2 separate regions of the Homo sapiens genome follow, and region 1 is linked to region 2. A link is a contact called in ENCODE Hi-C or POLR2A ChIA-PET data. All regions are on one chromosome and are shown on one strand. The core of a region is the stretch at or near the end of the contact, and the rest is flanking DNA. Distances in the headings are between cores, read along the strand shown.

What was found. Hi-C counts contacts between places; a loop is a spot of excess contacts on that map. ChIA-PET counts read pairs that join two places held with the same protein, here RNA polymerase II (POLR2A). Pooled maps may share reads with other maps.
Region 1: a map of PC-3 shows a loop between it and region 2 (3-fold over the local background). The contact joins two enhancer-like sites. A Hi-C loop is called at or near these places in 2 of 168 maps with a recorded cell type or tissue (PC-3 and heart left ventricle), 6 of 37 single-sample maps with no recorded cell type and 10 of 50 pooled maps. POLR2A ChIA-PET finds 5 or more read pairs at or near these places in 4 of 52 experiments (AG04450, GM12878, MCF 10A and 1 more).

The regions. Positions count from the first base shown.
Region 1 is chr11:19,441,001-19,447,014 of GRCh38, forward strand. It overlaps a transcript of NAV2 not described here. Among named protein-coding and RNA genes, the nearest start is that of NAV2-AS5, 63 kb to the right of the region's middle. RefSeq lists enhancers at 891-2,090, 1,502-1,591. Within about 2 kb of position 1,356, at least 8 of the 41 ENCODE cell types and tissues checked have a DNase peak (open chromatin) inside an H3K27ac peak, as active enhancers do.
Region 2 is chr11:19,394,236-19,400,332 of GRCh38, forward strand. It overlaps a transcript of NAV2 not described here. Among named protein-coding and RNA genes, the nearest start is that of NAV2-AS5, 110 kb to the right of the region's middle. RefSeq lists an enhancer at 743-1,274. Within about 2 kb of position 4,661, at least 4 of the 41 ENCODE cell types and tissues checked have a DNase peak (open chromatin) inside an H3K27ac peak, as active enhancers do.

The sequences.
Region 1 (6,014 bases), core at 106-2,605, 43 kb after region 2:
TAATTGTGTAATTAAAACTGTGGCACATGATACAAAGAAGATGTACAGGATGATGGAAGGGCACATAAAGGAGAAAGCCCAGGAAGCCTTTATTGAGATATTGATGTTTAACTAGGTTTAGAAGGGGCAAAAGGAGGTGGGAAGAATGTCTCATGCCGGGGGAGGAATACGATGCAAAGGCCTTGGCAGGACAAAAGGCCAGTGTGGCTGGACCCTGGGGATCATCTAGGAGAATGGCTGGAGATGGATGGGTCTAGAGCCTGGAGGAGATTCCCCTACAAGGTCTCTCAGCCATGTTGGAGATTTTGGTTTTTGACTTAAGAGTCCTAGTGAGATATTGAAATGTTTTAAACATGAGAGATATGTGATCAAATCACATTGGCTGCTGTGAGGAGAACAGATCGGAGAGGTACAAGAAAGGACACTGGGACACACACACACACACACGCACACACACACACACACACACACACCCTTCAACAGGCTGACAATGCCCTGTGTACAGATAGCAGTAAGAGCATGAAACTGAGATCTGATTCAGAGAAGACTGAAGTCATTGCACGTCATTTCTTCCTAATCTTTTAGAAACAACCCACTCCTTCATTCTGTCTTATGGTGGGCACTTGTAAGTGGGCTGCTACTTCTTATTTATTTTTTAACCAATTTTGTGAAACAACAGATGTGGTGCTTCTCTTGTGGTTGTTATTCTCAAAGAGAGGATGTTGGTTGCAGCAGACAATTTATCGGAGCCCATTTTCTCCCTTGGCTTCAGCAGGGAGCCAGGGGCTGGGGGTGCTAAGTTGGGCAGGAGTGGAATCCACCCTTCTGTCAGCCGCTGGCTTGAAAGCAAGCATTAGCACGTATTCAATTTGGTCTGGGAGCTCTCCTCTGGACACCGAACCTGGTCCTTATCTATTTTTCCCATTAATAATGAGCTGTTAAATCACATTGCTCATGCCATTTGCAAGATAGCAACGTGTGGTTTAATTGTGCCTGCTCTGTTCCCCCATCATCTCAATCCTCCTCCTAATGGCTTGGCAGGCGGGGCAGGGCTGCTTGGGAACCACTGGCTCAGGCCTGCCATTTCCTGGTCTAGCAATCTCCAGTTTTAGAAACAGGGACTGCTGTGGCGGAAGTGGAGTGGAGCTCCGAATGTGAGGGCCCTGGGGAGGGGAGACTGTGTGCACTCACACCTGCACTCTCCCTCCTCCCCATCATCCCAGAGGCCCTCTCAGAAATCCTAATGGTTGAGGAAAGGGGGCTGGCCTGGCAAGAGGCTGGGCCTCCATTCCTATTTCCCCTGCTCATTGCCTGAGGCTTTCAAACAGTTCCCGCTCCTATCTGGTTTTTGCTGGCGGCACAGGCAAGTTGCTGAGTTCTTGTGATAAGGCTGGCTGATACATAAGGATAATTACGTCTGTGGGTTTGGAATCACTCAAAACCAAAGGTGAAATGACTCAACACAGAGGAGGGCTTTCCCCAGAGAGGTGACTCATGCGCTGGTGGTGGATATGGCTAGAAAGGAGGTGCATTTCTCAAATGTGAGAAGTTGACCTTTCTCTGCTGTTGCTGGGAGAGCCCAGGTGTGGGAGAGCTGGCCAGGATCAGAGGGCAGGGCTCAGGTGGCCTGCAGAAGCCTGCAGTGATGTTGGGAGATGGTGGCATCATAGCAAGGGCCCAGGGCTCTGGTTCCACCCTGCCACCAACTGGCTGTGTAAACTTAAACAAGTCCCCCTGTGGCTGCCTTGGCCCTAGAGTCCCAACCTTTACAGCAAGTGTGACAATAGGCTATATAAAAAGTATCATTCTCTCTCTTCCAGTAGCTTCAAGAATGTGCTTGTTTCCCTTGACTAAAGCAGCTTAGAAGTGGATTGTCCTGTGTTTTTGGTGTTTTAATTTCAGCTGCCCCTTCCACCATCGGGAGAAATGTGGTCCCTTTTAGGATAAGATCTGAGATGCAGTCCCGCCCAAAGAGGTCCCCCTACCTACCCATCAAGGTGTCTGAAACACCCACATTTAGATCTAACTGGAGAGGGAGGCCAGGTAACGTAGTAAAAAGAGCTTGAGCTTTGGGAATGAGACATGAATCTTGGGCATCATATTCCTCATACCACTTCCTTCTTCCTGAAGTCACAGTTACCTTGTCCTGCTGCCACCTATGGCAGCATCCTTGCTAGAATCTCTGAGCTGAAGCCCTGGGACAGCATGGCCTTCATGCCCTCTATGCCAGGCCTTATCCTTGCTGAGTTGCTCCTCCACTGCGACACTTGGATGAAATGCTACACTGCAGGATATGGTTTCTGACCTTCTCAGTGGCCACCAATGGTCTGCAATGACGGAGAAGTATACAGTCAGCTCTCCATGGAGTTGGACCAATGAGAAGGAAGAAACTTGAAAGAGATGGGCAGTGCATCCCCACTCTCTCTCCCTGCCATGGACCACTCTGAGATACAGTTTGTCCTTGCAAATCTTTTGCAGAAAGTCCCACATGCTGAGCAAGGACACCTGTCAGGTGACCTGCTGCATCTGCCAGCAGCTTGTGGTAAAGCAGTGGCCAGCACACTAAGGCATCTCTTTGCATCCTTTTGCTCCTTTCTTCACATGGGTTTTCTTCTCTCCTCTTTCTCACTGTCCTGGGCTTGCACTTCCCAAAGAGTGTTTACACTGCTCAAGCTCTGCTTTCTACAAGACCCAGACTAAGACATCTGGCTTGGAATTTGGATCTGCCCCTTGATAGGTGTGTGAGATTGAGCAAATTCTTCACATCTTCTAAAATGTCAGTTTTCTTCTCTGTAAAATAGGCATAATAACATCTATGTTTTAGAGTTCAGAAAAGTAGATATAATTGTATCAAGTACTTAGCACAGAGCCTAGTATAGATGCGTAGTGAGTGTTCAATAAGGGACAACTCCTCTTATTATTATTATTATCGTTATTATTATTTTTTTGAGACGGAGTCTTGTTCTGTTGCCAAGCTGGAGTGGAGTGCAGTGGCGCAATCTCGGCTCACTGCAACCTCTGCTTCCCAGGTTCAAGTGATTCTCCTGCCTCAGCCTTCTGAGTAGCTGGGACTATAGGCACCAGCCACCATGACACCACGACTGGCTAATTTTTGTATTTTTAGTAGAGACGAGGTTTCACCATCTTGGGCAGGATGGTCTCCATCTCTTGACCTTGTGATCCGCCTGCCTGGGCTTCCCAAAGTGCTGGGATTACAGGCATGAGCCACTGTGCCTGGCCCTTATTATTATCTTTATGGTTGCTGCTATTGTTGTTTGTGGTAGAAATGGCTAGCTGTCTCCAAAGATTTGGGCTCCCCCTCCACAGTGAAGAGTTATTGCTCAGAAGCCCTGCCCAGCCAGGAACTCCATTCCTCAACCTTTCTTGCATCTAGGGAAAGTCATGTGGCTAAGTTCTGGCAAATACAGCGTGGATAGAAGTGATGTAATGCCTCTTCCAGATGGGCTCATAAAATGTTCTTGCTGTGGTTTAACCATGTGCTGAAGATGGTGCAGCAACCATCAGCCTGGATCCCTGAATGGCTGTAGAACCGGCCCCCCACTGCCCACCTGCTCCTCCCCTCACTCTATCATTGAACTCTGTATGAACAAGGAATGAGTTCCCTTTGTGTTGAACCACCAAGAGTTTGGATCTTACCTGTTAAAGCAGCTAATACTACCTTAATAATTACATTGTTATTGCTGTTGTTCCTTTATTATTATTATTACTAATTATTATATTATTACTAATTATTATAAAATATAGAATAAGATCTCCCCTGAGAGGTCGTTTTCAGGCTTTTCTAGTGGTTAACTGTGTAGACTCTGGAGTTAGAATGCCTAGATGTGAATTCCAACTCCATCACTTAGCCCTGTGAATTACTTAAACTTTTTTATAAATAGGCATATGGATATTATGGGACTTGGAGAAAGAAATCTATATGAAGAATAGGAAAATGTCTGGCCCAGAGTAAAAGTTCAATAAAAGTTAACTACCACAACCACCATCTCTGCTATCACTGCCATCATCATCTCCATCTTCATCATCACCACCATCATTATTTATCAATGGAGAATCAGGCACTGGGTGAATGGGAGGTGGACTGTGGTCTGGTCCTGGGGTTGAAGAGAGGCATGCAGAAGATTGAGAACATGGTGCACAGGTGCAAAACAGACAGTCAAACACGGGAAGAGGAAATAAGGAATGTGGTCCTGAAGATAGACAGGGCCCCCTTTGAATTTGGTGACCAGAAGGCTACATTTTTCTGGCAGGTGGTTTTTTTTTAGTCCTACTGGCCAACAAAGATCAGAATACATCCTGCAGGTAGAGCACTGTGCTGGACACTGTGGGAGATACAGTGAAGAAGGAGCTGAGGGAGGGGACTCTGAACTCCTGGGAGGCACCAGGCATGGGACTAGGCACTTTATTCATGTTAACTTGTTTAATCCTCATCACAAACCTTATGAAGTTGCTATGATCCCCACTTTATAGATAAGGAAGCTGATACAAGGTACTTGATGGAATTATGCCATATTCACATAGTAAATTTTGGAGCTAAGATTTGAATTTTAACTGGGTAGGGACTCTGGTCTCTCGAGCCACATCCATTTGCCAAGGGTAATTCAGCAGAATGTCAAGATGTAGCTAGGAAAAAGCAGAAAGTGTTAGGAGACTGATACTTGCCCATTTCCACTAGCTGGATCTAGCTCTGTGGCTTTTGGCAGCCCTCTTTATTGTCTCTGGGCCTCTGATTTTTTTTTTTTTTTTTTTTAAATAAGAGAGAAAGGGAGATGGAGGGAAGTTACATGTGCCAGGTACCATATTAGGCTCTAAACAGAGCAACCATATCATTTAATCTTTCCAATAGTTTACAAGGTAGGTGATGTTATTATCCCCATAGTACAGGTGAGAAATACTGAGGCAGAAAGCGAGATTAAGTCACTTGCCCATTCTCTGTTGTAGACTCAACTTCTTAGCTATGTCATCCTGTCATATGTCCTTGTGTCAACAATGTCTTTGTGGTGCAAAGCCCAAGTCATTTTGCTTTACCATGCTGTGCATCTTCAAGACTTTTTCCAGATCTTAGTTTGCTCAGTCTCATCTATAGAATTTCTTCAGGAAACAACACAAGAAAAACAACGATTTGATTATCTAGCTCTACATTCACCTATCCTCACTTTCCCAGACTAAGGTAATGAAAGTGGAACCAAGTAGCCTCGTTTGAAGCACAGGATCAGGGATCTTAGTTCTCTTGGCTAGAAAACCCCTCCCTCCCACCACCAGAGAATCATAGCTATGGGTTCCTAGATGCCTCCATGTTTTTAAGGATTGGGGAGGAGCAATTTAAATACAAATTTTGCATCCTTTCTTCCTTCCCTCCCAGTTCCTTTTAGTATATGTTCTGTGACATTAACCAAGGCTCAGCCGACACAGAGAACAAGGCCAGAGGTTGTTTGGGTTTAAATGAAAGTTGACACAACTCAAGGTTTATCTGCCTCAGTGGGCAGCTCTCCAGAGAATGGAGTTTTTGGACATGTTGGGGAGTTTTCTGCCTCTTAATGAGCTCCTTCTAGCCTGCCAGGTGATAGCAGGGGGTTAGCAATTGCTTTAGGGGATTCGATAACAAGAATGAGGACTGCATCTCAGACGGTGTGCCTGCCTGCCTGCCTGCCTGCCGCCAGAGTCATCATTAATGCAAACAGCTGAACCGCTGAACTGCTTGGAGCACCTCAAATGTGGGAGCCAGAGCCTGGTGGGGAGGGAGAACCAGGTCATTGTAAAGGCCATTGTCCTTTTGAATATGACCATCCCATTACAGACTGGAGGTCTCATGACCCCCAAACAACAGTGTGGAACAGATGTTGATGTAGCCTGGGACCAGGGAAAGGGGAGCCAAGCGTCAGCCTGGTCTCTCTAGTGCCATGAAAGTCCTCCAGGCACCTGTGATTCTACTTCTCTCCAAGGAGGGGAGACAATAGTGAGGAAAAGAACATTGCATGAGGAAGTGAGGTTAC
Region 2 (6,097 bases), core at 3,411-5,910:
TTTGGGTCCTGGGAAAGAGGGTATTTCCCAGTTTCTTTCTATTTCTCTTTTAGGTATAGACAGTACTTTTATAATGGGGAAAAAATGCTTTGATTTAAAAAGGAAAACCACAACTCCAAAAGAGACTGTTTCCAGGGTTGTTGGGCATTCATTCACTCATTTGTTTCTTTAGCCAATATTTTCTGGACACTTACTATATTCCAGGCATACCCATGCTAGACTCTGGGCGCATAGTGGTCAATGTAAGGAGCCAAGACTCTGGCACACAATGGTCAATGTGAGGAGCGATGGCTCTTGTCTTCTCAGAGCTTAGAGTCTTGTGGGAGTGACAGCAGTAATGATAGGGCCTCACAGACATGGCACATTCAAACAGGGATATGATGACATGTCTAGTGGGGAAGGAAAGTCCCAGGCAAGAAGGTGAGATAAAACTTCCCCGAGCTGAAATCTGCAGGCAGAGTGAAGTTGATGAGTGAAACAGGAGAGAAGAGTATCTCAGGCAGAGGAAACAGTGTGGGTAAAACCCCAGTGAGGTGGGGAGTGGTGGCATGAGGGCCTGAAAGAGGTTCAAATGTGGCGGGGATTGAGGCCTCATCACACCACACAGGGCTGCAGCGCATGTTCAGGAAGGATGTCCTTATCTGAAAACCAACCAAGGAATGGCTGAATGTAACCTGCAGTGTGTGTGGTTAACCAGTACATAATCCCGTAAAGCCCAAAATGCAGGAAGTCACTGAGCTGCTAAGCCTCGCTTGTCAGAGGCAGGCCTTTTTCAGTCTGTGAAATGGGAACATTAGCAGTGCCAATGACCTTCCAGGTGGGGACAGCTTTGGGTTCACACAGTATCTTGAAATCTTCTGGTGCTGTGCTTTGGGACCAATGAGGAAGAGTGAGACTGTGTTCCCATGGACATACCTGTGAGCATGTGCCCATGTGCACGTGTGAGGCCATGGCTACACCTGAGTGGGCGCATGCTGTGCGTGTTAGTGCATTCACATTCCTGTTCATTGTCATGCAGATATTTGTCAGGGAGAGAAAGCCCCTCATTGGGCCCACACATCTGCTACCTTGGATAGCACTTGTTCCTCTTTGCCCCTACATTTGTTCAGTGTGCATTTTGAAGGCCTCCTTTGTGCAGAGTGCTTGGGATGTAGAGAGGACTCTTGTTTCTGACAAAACTGCCCCAGTCAGAGCCTAGTCTGTGGAGAATGGCCAGACATGGTTGAGGCCACCATTGTACAGGGCAGTACCTGTAGCTTGTCTTTGCTCAGAAGCAGGTGCATCTGCCCAGGTCCTGACCAAGGAGACATCATCTTTGCAGGAGTCTGAACCATGCAGGCGGCTGACAGACCTTCCCACTACTGTCCTCAGGACAGAGGAAGCCCTCGGAGTGGACAGCGGCTGAGCCACTAAACTTGCTACCGGTTTCTGGATGTCTCTTGGGAGCAAACCAAGCACACTGATGGCTCTGGGATTGATTTCAGCCTCTGTCCTTGCCACTGGGCCTCTTCCCGCCTCCCTTCCTCATGGTCTCTGATCCTCTTTCCCCCTCTCCTCTGCCCCTTTACATGCTGAGCCCCTTTACTAGGGCTATGTGTAGACATGTTCCTTCAATTATAAGAGGTTCTCTCTGATTACCAGAGCTATCAAAAAGTAGACAGGATGCTATTCCTGTAGCAGAACTGAGTCTCTGTCCCAGCCTTGCACTTCCTTATGGAGTATAATCTAGGAGAGTTTTGAGTTGGCCTCAGGCAGGACTTGGGAATTTGCTCATCTTTACAATGGGTGATAATGCCTACCTCCTGGGATTTTGTGAGCATTCACTGGGATAATGCATATGAAGTACCTAGAGCCCTGCTCAGCATGTCCCAATAAATCCCTAATAAATGATGATGGTTGTTGTGAATAACCAGTCTCAGCAGCTATGAAAATACAGAGGAGAGAGGATGTCTTTAAATCAGCAGAACAACTGGCATTTAGTAAGCACACCTAGTACTACCACTGGCTAGCATTTGAGCACTTTGTAGCCAGTAGCTGTCTATACTATTATCCAAGATCGCATGGTGAGGAAGTACGGAGGCAGGATTCAAACCCAAGCAGGGGCCCAACATGATGTGTGAGACCAGGACTCAGCCCAGTGGTGTCTGCCTTAGGTTGGCGTTTAAAGTGTGACTAACATACAACCCATGAGGGTGTCTACACAGTGTGCATTTTCTGTGAAGAGGTACCACATTATTTAGAACGCCCTATCTGTGTCCTTCTGCTCTTGTCTGGGGCTCCCCTATGGCGGCCACACTATGAGATCCATGAAGTCTGTTGCATCTCCAGAAGGAGCATGTGCTCTTTCTGTCCCCTGGCACCTCACTGGGTGGGGAGGTCTCAACAGTACGCTGGTTCTCGGGCCCTGCTCTCTGCCAGTGCATCCCTTCTTAGGTGTTCACTGATAAAGAGGACTTGGTGAACATTGATGGAGTGGTCCGTGGGGCCTCCAGTTCGTATTTGGAGTGGGATCCAGATATTTGTGTGGCAGTGGATACTGTGGAATTTGATGCTTATTTAAACTCCCACAGAGATCTCTAGTAATGTAGAATTTTCACTTTCCAAAAGAATCCAAAAATACATGCTACCAGGCAAGGCATCCTTCATGACTGCTACATTTGGACTTAGATATGGTGGATTCCCTTAAAGTGAGGCTCATGTGTATTCACCGGAAGCCTCTTCCTCTTTTTATGGGGACCACTGAGGAGTGAGGGTGTAATGAATGTATCTCTCCCTTGCAGTTCCCTGTGGCTCTGCCCTGGATGAAGCTTGTAAGGGACACGTGGTCTTGAGTCTGTTCTTCAGATATCATTGATAGAACCAGGGGTGGTTGGCATGGCCGGGAGAAAACCCAGAGGGCTATGGGGACTATTCTTAGCTGCTTAGAGGTCCCCATAAAAAGAGGGAACTGATGTGTTTAGGGCTGTCAAAAGGATTAAACTAGGGCTATGGGTAGGCATTTTCCTTCAATTATAAGAGGGTTTCTCTGATCATTAGAACTATCTAAAAGTGGACAGGATGCTTCCAGAGGTAATGATCTCTTTCGGTTTTGGAGGGACACGAGTCAGGACTGGGTGACCACTTAGCAGAGCTACTGTGTAGAGAATTGGATTCTCTGGGGAGTGTGTGTGTGTGTGTGTGTGTGCGCGCATGTGTGTGTAGGGAATACTGTTCTTGTGTCTGCCTCCTGAAAGGGGCTGTAAACACCTCCTGTAGCTTATCAAACTGTCACAGTGGTTACCTCTGGTACATGTGTTTATGGATAAGCTGGGTAGGGGAGGAGGTACATCATCTTTACATTTTATTATTATTTTTGCATGTATATTTAATTTGAATTTGTCACAACAAACAAGTATTGGTTTTATAATGAAATATAGGTTAAAATTGCACCTTGAATAAAAATGGCCTCTAAATTATATGTCACAGAGAAAAGATCAGCTCTTAAGAGACCTGGAGACAAGCTTCAGCTTAGCTGCTCTCTTGCCACATGGCTGGGTGAGGTACGTCTCCCCTCTGGGTCTGAGTTTTCCCATCTGTAAACCGGGAGGACTGGACTATATATGCTAAGCATAAGCCCATACAGCTCTGAGACTGGCTGGGCTGCAGTAGGGGAGGGGAAAAGAGAAAAGGAGAAAGGGCAGCAGCAGTGCCTCTGTGTGATGGGAATAGGGATAGTAGCTGGCATTGCTGTATTCCAGAAGCCTTGATGCCAAGAGGGATGGCCTTTGGAGAAACAGACTGGGGAAATGGCACTGCTGGCTTCCCCCGCGTATTAGATCATTCTTGCATTGCTATAAAGAAATGCCTGAGACTGGGTAATTTATAAGAAAAGAGGTTTAATTGACTCAATACTGCAGGCTGTGTAGAAAGCATAACTGGCATCTGCTTCTGGGGAGGCCTCTGGAAACTGAAAATCATGGCGGAAGGCAAATTGGGAGCCTGAATGTCACATGGGGAAAGCAGGAGCAAGAGAGAGAGAGCAAGGTGCCACACAGTTTTAAACATCCAGATGTTGGAGAACGTACTCACTATTGCTAGGAGAGCAATGAGAGGATGGTGCGAATGCATTCATGAGCAATCAACCCCCTTGATCCAATCACCTCCCACCAGGCCCCACCTCCAATACTGGGGATTACATTTCAACATGAGATTTGGGCAGGGACACAGATCTGCATGACATCACCCTGCATTGGCCTGTCTCTGTCCCTTTAAACATAGCTGGCTTTCCCACGTACCATGCTTCAGCCACCACAGAGAACCTGTGGTATCAGCCCCGCTTACACTCTGGCTTGTTGGTCCGCCAAGCCCCTGCTATGTTCCATTCACCCTCTGCTCTCATGAACTTCTGACCCCTGCCTTCATTCTCCAACCTTCTGGGTGTCCTTCCCTAATTTCCTGAAGCTCAGTTTCCCTTCTGACTCTCAGTTCTTGCTCAGCCCCTTAATTATGACTTGACCCATCATTTGGGATTAAAAAGCATTCTGTTAATCTCCTGCTCCCAAGCAGCAGCCTGCCCTGCTGGGGATCCGGGCCCCTCCTTCCCCCCACAGACACACTCACAGCTAGTGGGTGCACAACATTTTTGGACGCAGCCTCAGCTCCTAGCAAACACTTTTCCTGAACTCAGGGTCACTGTTGCTTAAGTCGCAGCTGGAGGCTGGCTTCAGAGCACATTGATTTTTCCCAGGGCTTTAATAATCCTGAGCTTCAGTTTGCCTATTGGCTCTTTTGTAATGCATCAGCCTCATAAAATGGTCACTTTCGGTTAAAAGATCTTATTACTGCAAAAAGAGATGTTGAATCACACTTTCAAGGTCTCTGGTGAAATGTGATCTTTGAGACTTGTTGGCCCTGTTCCACGGCACGAGAAAGTGGATATTAAGAAGATAAATTAGAAGTCAAAACACAGTTCTGTGTTCCCCTGTGTCTTAGGCTGAGTGTCCGTGATGAATTTTGCAAGAAAAAAATCAGAACTCCCTCTACCCACGCTGCACTCCCTGCCACCTTCAGAAGTCAGATTCTAACCTGGAGAGTCAGCAGCTCTTTATTTCAGCTCTGACACTACCAGTATGCTAATCTCCCTGGGCAGTAATGCAGGCGCCTTCCTTCTCTCCCACAAGTCAGAGATTGGATGTACTCCTTAGCTGTCATATTTTGCAATTCTGTGCAGCTCAGCAAATCCTTATTGATCAGTTTTCTCTGTACAGGCCCAGTGTAGGTGGACAGGGGACACAGAGAAACTGGAGAAGGATCCTGCCCTCAGAGCCCACAAGCCTACAGTGTGGGAGCAGTGGACAGATGGGGGTCAGAGCCCCCTCATGCCCTCAGTACTGCAGGGTTAAGATGGCAGACCCTGTGCTAAGTACTTAATGTGTATTATGTCATTGATCCTCAACTGTAATTGCTATGATCAGCTTCATTTATGATGAGAAAACTGAGGCTTAGAGAGATTAAAATGCCCAGGGCCAGTGGTGAAGCTGAGATTGAAACTGGGTAGGTCTGCCTGACTCTGAAGTTAGCTAGCCCTTTACCACATATAGGGTGCTGCCCCTTCTGGCACCCAGATCGTTGGTGGGTTCTCTGATGGGATGGCTCTAGGAGTACGGAAGAGAAGCCCCTTACCCAGCCTGGGGTCAGATGGGCTTCAGGAATAGATTGTTGGAAGTGATGACGCTTCAGTTAGGTCTGAAAGACTGAGCAGGAGTTATTCACAGTTAAAGGCAGGTGGGAGGAGACTATGAGAATATGGGAAAGAATGAAGAGGTAACAGCAGTTACTATAAAGAGCAGAGTACATTTGGGAAGCTGTAAGTCTTTCGGGGAGTTGTGGGGACTGGGAATGTGTAGGAAAGTGTGAATAAGGGGTAGGCAGGAAAAAGACTGAATGCTTCCTTACAGCAGAGACAAACCTTATAAGCTAGGGATCAATTCAGTAAGAGCTTTGGAAAATCCGACGTGGTGTGAGACATAAGGAGTCACAAGGAAGAGGAAGATACATTATCTTCATCAATGGAGTGAGGCTCCATCTCCCTGCTATGTTCCAGGTAGAACCTCTGGTG